Regions from separate parts of the Homo sapiens genome. Here region 2 is linked to region 1. A link is an interaction called in ENCODE POLR2A ChIA-PET data of the cell type or tissue named here. Cell type or tissue: PC-3. All regions are shown on one strand. Links, peaks and the distances in the headings refer to the core of each region. The heading gives the core; the rest is flanking DNA. Region 1 has its middle 71 kb from the start of NDUFB4. Region 2 overlaps ARHGAP31 (Rho GTPase activating protein 31).

The links. ChIA-PET counts read pairs that join two places held together with the same protein. Peaks named below come from ENCODE experiments on the same cell type or tissue, not always from the same donor. Only the 100,000 strongest peaks of a DNase experiment are listed, where the experiment ranks them.
Region 2: POLR2A ChIA-PET joins it to region 1 with 5 read pairs; 1 of 35 experiments calls an interaction of 5 or more read pairs at or near these places.

Annotation. Positions count from the first base shown.
Region 1 is chr3:120,522,695-120,528,075 of GRCh38, forward strand. No RefSeq gene overlaps it. Among named protein-coding and RNA genes, the nearest start is that of NDUFB4, 71 kb to the right of the region's middle. In PC-3, for the core only: no CTCF peak of the experiment used is centred there; a DNase peak (open chromatin) is centred at 2,047; H3K4me3 peaks cover 585 bases; H3K27ac peaks cover 331 bases.
Region 2 is chr3:119,400,498-119,405,878 of GRCh38, forward strand. ARHGAP31 (Rho GTPase activating protein 31) reads left to right here. Exons shown (of 12, transcript NM_020754.4): 10 at 1,325-1,900. LOC124906273 (a long non-coding RNA gene) reads right to left here. Exons shown (of 2, transcript XR_007096027.1): 1 at 3,870-5,381; 2 at 1-2,100. Among named protein-coding and RNA genes, the nearest start is that of TMEM39A, 60 kb to the right of the region's middle. In PC-3, for the core only: a CTCF peak has its summit at 2,983; no DNase peak of the experiment used is centred there; H3K27ac peaks cover 725 bases.

The DNA.
Region 1 (5,381 bases), core at 67-5,066:
GGTCAGGAGTTCAAGACCAGCCTGGCCAACATGGTGAAACCTTGTCTCTACTAAAAATACAGAAATTAGCTGGGCATGGTGGCAGGTGCCTGTAATCTCAGCTACTCAGGAGGCTGAGGAAGGAGAATTGCTTGAACCCGGGAGGCGGAGGTTGTGGTGAGCCGAGATCGTGCCACAGTACACCAGCCTGGGTGACAGAGTGAGACTCTGTCTCAAAAACAAAAAACAAAAAACAAACAAAAAAAAAACAGAATCAGCTGAAGGTACTATTTTTTTGTAGATATTCACAAGCTGGTTCTAAAATTTATATGGAAAGACAAAGGAATTAGAATAGTCAAAAGAATTTTGAAAAATAATAACATGGTTGGAGGATTCATATCACCTGGTTTCAAGACTTACTAAAAAGCTATAGGAATCAAGACTGTGTGGTATTGGCAAAAGATAGGCAGAGAGATCAGGGGAACAGAATAGAGAATCCAGAAATAGACACTCAAATATGGTCAATTGAATTTTGACAAAGTGCAAATTAAATTTAAAGGAGAAGGGACAGTCTTTGTAACAAATGGTGCAGGAACAATTGGATGTCCATATGCATAAAAGTGAACCACAAACTATATCCCAAGCTTTATATAAAAATTAACTCAAAATGGGTCGTGTAACTAAATATAAATGTAAAACTATAAAACTTTTAGAAGAAAACAGGAGAAAATCTTTGTGAACTGGAGCTAGACAGAGTTCTTAGAACAGCAAAAGTATAATCCCTAAAAGAAAAAAAAATTGATAAATGGGGACTTCATTAAAACTTAGTTTTACATTGCATGGACATCACTAAGAGAATGAATGAAAAGCTACACATTGGGAGAAACTATTTGCATATCACATATATGACAAAGGCCTTTTATTCAAAAATATATAAAGAACTTTCAAAAAACTCAACAGTAAGAAAACAACCCAATAAAAAAATGAGGAAAAGGTTTGAACAGATACTTTGTCAAAGAAGGTAATACAGCCGGGCACGGTGGCTTATGCCTGTTGTCCCAACACTTTGGGAGACCAAGGTGGGCAGATCACTTGAGGTCAGGAGTTCGAGACCAGCCTGGCCAACATGGTGAAACCCCGTCTCTACCAAAAATACACAAATTAGCCGGGTGTGGTGGGGGGCGCCTGTAATCCCAGCTACTCAGGAGGTTGAGGCAGGAGAACTGCTTGAATCCAGGAGGCAGAGGTTGCTGTGAGCCGAGATCATGCCACTGCACTCCAGCCTGGGTGACAGAGGGAAACTCTGTCTCAAAAACAAACAAAAACAAAAACAAAAACAAAAAAACCCCCCAAAAACAAGAAGTTAATACATGATGGCAAAAAAAAAAAAAATACATGGAAAGATGCTCAACATCACTATTTATTAGGAAAATGCAAATTAAAACCATAATGAGATAACACTGTACACTTATTAGGATGACTAAAGCAAAACAAAGCAAAACAAAACAGAATGAAACAAACTGATAATTCCAAGAGCTTATGGGGATGATGTGGAGTAACTGGAACTCATATTGCTGATAAAAAGATCAAATGATACAGTCATATTGTATTCTTAGAAAACGTTGGCAGTTTCTTAGTTAAACATACACTTACAGTATCACTCAGCAATCACACCCGTAGGTGTTTATCCAATACAAATGAAAATTTATGTTCACACAGAAACCTACAAGTGAATATTTATAAAAGCTTTACTCATAAATGCCCCAAACTGGCAACAACCCGAACGTCTTACAACTGGCGAATGTATAAACAGATTGTGTATCCATTCAGTGGAACACTATTCAGCAATAAAGAATGAACTATTGTATATGCACCAAAATAAATGACTCTCAAATGCATTTTTCTAAGTGAAACAAGCCAGTGGATACATACTATAGGATTCCTATTACATGACATTAAGGAAAGGATAAACTACAGGGACAGAGAACTGATCAGTGGTTTCCAGGAACTCAGGGAAAGGGGAGTTTTTTTTGTTTTGTTTTTGTTTTTAACCACAAAAGGGCAGCATGTATGCAGGGAATAATGGAGCTGTTTCAAGTCTTAATTGTGGTTTGATTACATCACTATGTGTTTGTCATGACTCAGAACTACAAGTCAAAAAATATGAATTTTACTTATGAGATTCTAAATAAAAATTTTAAAAATAATCAGCTGAGGCATATCTGATTCAAAACTGCCAAGAGACCAAAACCAATGTTTATTGTCTATTATGAGCAGGGCCTGGACTGGTGTTGGGAAGAAAACAACACCTCACAGTAAGCTCCTTCTCCTCATAGACACCAATCCACTGGAAGACACAAGCAGGCACACAAATAACTAATATGAGGCAGTGAGGGATATGCGCTCAGAAAAGGAGCAAAGAGGGTCTAAGTGAAGAACGCTGGATTTTTACTAGGAGAATTCTCAGTGTGGAGAACTGTAAAGCTGAGTCATAGTAAAAAATAGAGCAGATTGTAAACTGACAAAAATAAGATAGGAGAAAGTTATGAGCACGGAAAAATATGGTTATTGATCTGGGAGGGTAAGGCAATAGAAGCAAATTCTAAATGTAATGAGATTGAATCAATGGATATGATGCTATTTTTTAAAAAGGCAAATCAAGTCATTCAGTACTGATTCCTCCCAAGGAAGGGAAATGAACGGATAAATGTATGAAGTTGCGTTGACTTTAGATCCTATTAGCAATTTCTTTATGCCTTCCCTACTCCCCCATACAATAGTTCCGTGCTCCGAGAGCTACTGTTGCAAGAAAAGCCAAGTCTTCCATAAGTGGATATGAAGGCTATTATGAGGAGAAATCACTGTCCTTCCTGGGTGTGAGGGAGTCATTTAGTAGTTAGATCCTAAAGAGGAGGTTGGTATCAAATTAAAACTCTATTTAGAGCATCATGTGTCTAGGATAGTGGTTCTCAAAGCATGGACCCTGAACCAGCTGCAAAGCACCATTTGGGTGCTTGACAAAACTGCAGATTCTGAGGTTTTACTCCAGACCTGCTGAATTAGAAACTCTCGGGTTGGGCCCAGGAAACCCTCCAGGGGATTCTGATGAACGTTTGAGAAGTTTGAGAGTTTGTGAAGATGTCAAAAGTGAATCCTGTGCTTAACTATTGCAACCTGCTGAAGCTGATAAAGGAATGTCAACTTTTAGTGACCCACCTGCCCTCACAGAGACCCTCACTGGGCCTAACTGAAGATTCCCCCATCCGAAGAGCAATGGGTCTTGTTTTAACCAGTCATGTAAGACTTATGGTCTGGGTCTGTCCTCTTCAGAACATTAGTTTTCAGGGCTTAATTAGCATAACCACCTTGAATCCCCTCCACTTCTACAGCATTTACAAAATTCTGACTTTCCCCCTCAGCAAACTAGTCAGTGATTTTTTTGTTTTGTTTTGTTTTTGTTTTTTAACTGATGACAGGGTCTTGCTCTGTCACCCAGGCTGAAATGCTGTGTTGTGGTCACTGCTCACTGCAGCCTCCAACTCCTGGCTCATGTGATCCTCTCAAGTATCTGGGACTACAGGTGCTCTGCTTTCTTTTTTGATGTTAAAGCTCTGGTAGGTAGTCTTTATTTTATTCTTTTACAGACAACAGGCAGTCAGCAAGTGACTCTAGGATGTCAATTTAGTAAGTTTACTTTTTCATTCCTGGATAAGCACTTTAGAATAATTTCAAGACCTATATTCTCATCCTTTGCCAACCCAAATTATTGGAAGGCCCTGGGCAAACTACTTAACATCTTGTAGAACTGGTTTACTCATCTGTTAAGAGCAAGCAGGTAATTTTTCCTGTCCCACCTCAGTTGACATAATGGCTATGAAGTTACTTAGTAAAGTAGAAAGTGGATACACATTTAAGCATTATGATCATTTTGTGAGCCTTTTTCAAAACTGCGCTCAACGTCCTTGATTTTTTCCCCTTGTCATCAGAGCACCACAGAGAAAGCCTGCATCCTGGACACGGTCCAGATGCCTCTAGAGGCCTTGCCTCCATTGTTTTGGAATTACTCTGGGTGAATAGGATAACAGAAAATATTCCAGCCTAGAGGATAATGGATAAAAACATTAAATGAGAAGAGAAATACATTAGAGACTTTCCATCAGAACTTGGAAATGACATTGTAAATTGGTGTGCAGTTTTACAAGTAAAAATGCTCTAATCCTTGGAACGAGCAACTGACTTATAGTAAATCTTTTGAGCTTCCCCAAATGGCAAAGCAGTGAAAATTTTCTGCATGCTGGGGGAATCGCATTACCTGAAACAAACATATAGGGCACAGCTGATGTCTAATGTCTAGATGTCCTAGGAAATAAAATGTGGCTTCTGGTACATAAGTGGCAATTTATGCTGAATTATTTGCTAAGAGTCAAATTAGTCCCTGCAGTATGTGCAGCATTTCTGAAGAATTAAAAAATAAACGCTTTCTGCCTAAGTAATATCCTGACTTAAGGCAATTATTACTGTGCTATATCTGATATAGAAATGATCCTGAAACTTGCCCAGGGCTTGTAGAAATAAGAGGATTTCTCTAATGCATGCTAACACTGAAAAAGAAAGTCGATATCTAGGCTTGGTTTAAAAAAGGCAAGCAGGGAATAGGTTTTATGGAGGAGGGAAAGTAATTTACCAGGTATCTAGCACTTACTGTGTGCCAGGCACTGGGCTAAATGTTACACATACTGACCTTATCCTCACAATAACTCTGTGAATCTCACAGAGATATTATTTCCCTCATTTTAACAGAATAAGACATTGTCATGGCTTAGAGCAGCCAGGTGGCTTCCACAAAGTCATACAGCACACAGTTTATCACAAGCTGTGATTTAAGCTCAGATGGTGGTGTCTTTTTTCCTAAACATTGCAGCAACAATCCTGTGCTAGATAGCTTCCCTATGCTCCTCCAGGTCCCCTCTGGCAGAGACTAGCCTTTTCAATCTTACTTTGTGTGTATGGAGGCTAGCCCAACTTGACTTCCGGTTTCCAGTTGTATTCAGCCAATGGGGACTCCTGGCAGAAGGAAAAAGAAGGAGGGAAAAGAGCCAGGCCCAACTAATTGAAAATCTATTTCCTGGCTGGGCGCGGTGGCACATGCCTATAATCCCAGCACTTTAGGAGGCCGAGGTGGGCAGATCACCTGAGGTCAGGAGTTCCAGACTAGCCTGGCCAACATGGTAAAATCTCCATCTCTACTAAAAATACAAAAATTAGCCGGGCATGGTGACAGGCGCCTGTAGTCCCAGCTACTCGGAAGGCTGAGGCGGGAGAATTGCTCGAACCCGGGAGGTGGAGGTTGCAGTGAGCAGAGAACGTGCCATTGCACTCCAGCCTGGACCACAGAGCGAGAC
Region 2 (5,381 bases), core at 149-5,148, 1.1 Mb before region 1:
AGATCTTCTTAAGTTAACTCGATACTTTCAGCATTTTCTTACTTTTATATTCATCTATTTGCTTTGGTTTGGAAACTTCTTGGCAGTTATTGCCCAGTTTTGCAGGAGTTAATATTTCAACATATAGGTTTTTATATACATGGCATGTGAGTATTAGGTCATCTAACTGCTGAGTCTCGATGTCCTCATGTGTTAAAGATCATTACACTTCCTTACAGGGTGGTCATAAGAATTTTAAGCATACAGTTATGTAAGATGCCCAGTTTAGTGCTTAGTACCAAGTTAGAAATTATTTTCTAGATTCCTGGCAACTCGCGTATCATCTCCAAGCTTATTTACTTCCCACGTAGGCTTTTCTCTTCCTTGCCTTTATTTCTAAGTCAAGAACTTGGTCTGGGCATAGTGGCTCATGCCTGTCATCCCAGCACTTTGGGAGGCCGAGGCAGGCAGATCACCTGAGGTCAGGAGTTCAAGACCAGCCTGGCCAACATGGTGAGATCTCCTCTCTACTAAAAATACAAAAATTAGCCGGGCGCGGTGGCAGGTGCCTGTAATCCCAGCTACTCAGGAGGTTGAGGCAGGAGAATCACTTCAACCCGGGAGGTGGAGGTTGCAGTGAGCCGAGATCACGACACTGCACTCCAGCCTGGGCGACAGAGCTGTACTCCATCTCAAAAAAAAAAAAAAAAATTCACTCCTCACAACTGTGCTTTCTAACAGTTAGTTAATTTACATTTCTAGTTTCTCATCCTCTGAATCAACAGGAAGAAGCCTGAGAAAAGGTGGGGAAGGTCTAGTTGTTAATAGCATTTGTTTCCTTGCTGGGAAATCAAACCCCCCTGTCTGGGTCCATCTGCCAGAGAAAACTTAAAACAAAAAGTTTTAAAGTTCTAAAATAAGACAAGATTCTGTTTATTTTTCCTTTTTGTCTTCTTCATTTTGAGCAAACATCATCCTACCGCCTCCCATCTGTCTCTTTATTTTTTCATGGTCTACATTTAATGCCTAGTAGATGATGGCTCTGTTTAGCAACTTTAGCAGTAATCTTTTTTTGAAAACTGCTCTACCTGCAAAGTTTAAAAGTGATCTGTATGGCACAACAGCAAATGAACCTACCAAAGCATCATGCTGAAATTCTGTGCATATGAGGAAGTGCTTTCTCTTTTGTCATCCAGATGTTACCTGTCTTTATCTGGGCGGTTATGCCCCTGTTAGAATGCTGTGCCTCTCTAGTATTCAAATGTCGTGTGCCTGCCCTTACTGGAAGGCCTGCTATTGTATGTGTGCCCCGGCTGCTGACCATACACTTGTTCCTTTTTACTAGGAAAAGAAACCAAGGGAAATTTCAATCGAACAGTTACCACCGGTGGATTTTTCATTCCAGCAACAAAGATGCACTCCACCGGCACCGGCAGCTCATGTGACCTCACCAAGCAGGAGGGCGAATGGGGCCAGGAGGGGATGCCTCCCGGGGCTGAGGGTGGCTTTGATGTGAGCAGTGATCGCAGCCATCTCCAGGGCGCTCAGGCCCGGCCCCCACCGGAACAGCTGAAGGTTTTCCGGCCTGTTGAGGATCCGGAGAGCGAGCAAACAGCCCCAAAGATGTTGGGTATGTTCTACACTTCGAACGACAGCCCTAGCAAATCCGTCTTCACCAGCAGCCTCTTCCAGATGGAGCCCTCGCCGCGTAACCAGCGCAAGGCGCTGAACATCTCCGAGCCCTTTGCGGTATCTGTGCCGCTCCGCGTGTCCGCAGTCATCAGCACCAACAGCACGCCGTGCAGAACACCCCCGAAGGAGCTGCAGTCTCTTTCCAGCCTGGAAGAGTTTTCTTTTCATGGATCAGAGAGCGGAGGCTGGCCAGAAGAAGAGAAACCGCTGGGAGCTGAGACTTCTGCAGGTAAGTAGAGGAGAGAGGGTATCTTTCCGTTGCAAGAGAGAAAAACCAGACTTAAATTTGCTTGAGTTTGCAAGGCAATATAGTGCGGTGGTTAAGCCTGTGGGCTCTAGAGCCCGATTGGGTACAAATCCACGCTCTGCCATTTTACTGCGTGATCTTCAGCAGGTTAATGTAACCACTCTGTGCCTCGGTTTCTTAATCTGTAAAATGGGAATAATTATGTTAATAATACCTTTTTCATAAGTTTGTTGTAAATATTAAATTATTTAATACATATGAAGCTCTCAGAACAGTGTCTACATACAATAAGTATATAATAAATATTACCTATTATTATTTTATTTGCTCACAGAGTGAGAAGGCAGGAGAAAAACTCACAGAATGGAATGCAGAGCTGCAGAGCTGGAATTGGGGATTCAGTTCTTCCAGTCTCCTTCTCTTTCCATCCACCCATCCTTATTTCTACTTTATATTTGCAGACAACATGGCTAGCAACCCTAGCAACGAGAAAGAGCATCCCTCTCCCAATTTTCTGATATCAAATGCAGGAAGGATTCTGATTGGATCTGCCTGAGTCCCATGCCCAGCCTTGGACCAATCACTGTTTCCAGCTAATTGGGTTCTGAGATTGGCCAGACTTGAGTCTCTGGGTGTGTCTGGAGTGAAGAGAGTTTCTTTAATTAACAAGCAAACATGGGCCACATAAAATGGAAGCAGGGAGAACCCCAAAGGAAAGGGTGGCTGACAATCAAACCAACAAATGTTTATTGTGATTTAGGAATGTTTCTTTTCCGTTAATATTAGTCATTTTCAGCACCTATTAGGTTGTCAGGCACTCTCCTAAGTGTCCTGCAAATATTATCTCATTTCTCCCCTCTATCCTATGATATAGATAGTCACTATTATCCCCATTTCCTTAAAGAGGAATGGTTTATTTGCTGAATCACTCATAGCAAGGAAGTGGAAACACCAGGATTTTAATCCAGACTTTAAAAAAATCCATGCTTGTAACACTATACCACGCTCCCTCCTGTGTTCACTATGGGCTGTGGAGTTAAAAGATTGTTAAGACATGATCCCTTCCCCACAGTGAGCTCAAAAACTAAGAAGGGAAATTGAAACTCTGCACTGAAGTTCAGCACAGGGTCAGCCTATGGAAGCAGCATAAGAGCCTCCTCAGGATTTTTGGAATTAGGGAGGGGTTAGGTACCCAAAGCATCATGAAAGAGGTGTTCCTAACAGATGGCAAGGGCATGAAGGAGAGACAGTCCTCTCAGGAGGATTCCAGGAAGATTTAGAAGAGGTGACATTTGGACTGAGCCTTCATAAATGGGTAGGGTTTCTCCATGCAGAAAAGAAGAGAAAGGGCATTCTGAGCAGCTACATGTTGTGGGAAGTATGTAGGTTTTGGAACCCAACTGGGCTGATTCGGATGCTAGCTTTACTGCTTTTTGTCAGTTTGGCAGTGGGAAATTTTGGAGCCTGTTTCTCATCTGCAAAGCTGGGGAGACTCCTATCCCAAAGGCTGTAGTGAGGTCTGAATGGGAAAATGTCCATAAAATACCTGTCCATAGTTTGGCTCACAGAAGATGTGAGTAAATATTAGTCCCTTCCTCCCATTTCCTTTCAGGATGGGTACGCAGATGAGCAAATCTCGGGGTATCAAGTGATGCCTTGTCTGGAAAACGATGTCATGGGCTGGTGTGGGTCATGGGCAGCAAGATGTCATGGGCAGCAGGATGAGGGATAGGGGAGGGAGTGAAGGCTTTGAGGAAAACAGTGTTTCCAAAGGCTTTTGTGAGATTTGTTATCCTCTCTGGAAGAATAGGTCTCTGGGCCCCATGGGGTCTTTTAGAGACAGTCTGTTATCCGTTTTTCCCCCTCTCTCCTCTCTATAAATAAGAATACACATTTTGTATTAAGTTGGTCTGGGAAAGACACTAATGGAGACTCCAGCCTGCCTTCCTACCTGTGGCCAATGGGCAGTCAGGGCAGAAAGAGGGGCCTTGTGGAAGGCAGCCATCCAGATCTGAGACTGAGGGTGGAAGGGGGCTGCTGAGAGGCTCAGGGGCAACAGGTCCCCTCACCCTGCTCTCTGACGGGGTGAGGTTAACTTCAGTGTCTTATCTTCTTCCATGATTATTCCATGTGGAGAACTTCACCTTCATTAATTAAATATTTTTCTTTCTGTTGTGCAGTAGCAGGGGGCAAAAGAAAAAGAATTAAAGGCAATTTTCCAGGTTACCCAATTAAACTTTTAGTTGCTCTGGTCAAACCAACTCTCCCACTTTTGGCCAATCTAAGTGAAATTCCAGTGTGACCCAAAGCGTAGAGATACCGAGTAAGTAGTGCATTTTAACTAAAGTTAAATGATTGTAAATACTGATTACTCTGAATGAAAAAATTGAAGGATTAATCAATGTAATCATCATGGTTGATTATCTGACTTTTACCTGATTCAAGAGCATGTCCTGCTAACCTCATCCTCAGCTGGTGGGGAGAAAGGACAACAAACCGAATCCTTCTGAAAGTGAAGGATGAGCTTATGGGCTGGTTTAAAAATTACAACCGACACTCTCTGCATCCCCTTCTAGAAACGCTTGTTAAGGAAGATCAGAATAAACATATAGCTTTACAGAAACTTGATAAATGAAAATCCAGAATTTCCCTAAGAGATATTAGGAGTTGCCCCATTCTTTTACTAAAGAACTTACAATAGAATTCTCTTAGTTCTATTTTAGTGCATCTGAAATATGATTCTATAACACCTACAAAAATTTGTTTTGCCCTATTTTTTTTAATCAGGAGCAAGCCTACCTTATAAACTCATTAGTTGATTCTATTAGTTAAGGTACAGGCTAAGCTGCTATAATATAGAAAATAAAAAATACAGCGGCTCAAACAAGATAGAAGTTTATTTCTATCTTACACACAAGTCCAGAATAAGGTGACTGTGATGCAGGAGATCTGAGGTTCCAGGCTCCTTCAGCCATACCCAGGGGTGTTGTCCTTGTCTGCATGGTCAGAGTAGGCTCACCCCCACAGTCACATTCCCACCCATGGGAAAGGGCTAGAGGAAGAAGCCAAGCAGCTTCCACTTAAGGATGTCACCTAGAAGCTGCACACATCGTTTCCACTGCCTCCCATCTGCCAAACATATTTCACATAGCCACACTACCCTCAGGAGGCTGAGGAATGTCACTAGATGGAAAACCATGTGCCCAGCTAAAACCTGGGGGGTGGGGGAGGTTCTAGCTCCAAATAAAGAAGAGGATAGATATTGGGCAACGATTATCAATCTCTGCCTCTATGGTCACCCGCTTTGTGTATAATGTGTCACATGCTGGGAACGTGACAATGCCCTTCCCTTTTGAGCTATAGAGATTTCTTGTAGTTTACAAGTAGCCACCAAATCTGTCAGCCAACAAAAATTTGTTGAAGATTTTCAGGTAATTTTTAGGAATAGATACTGCCTCTGTTC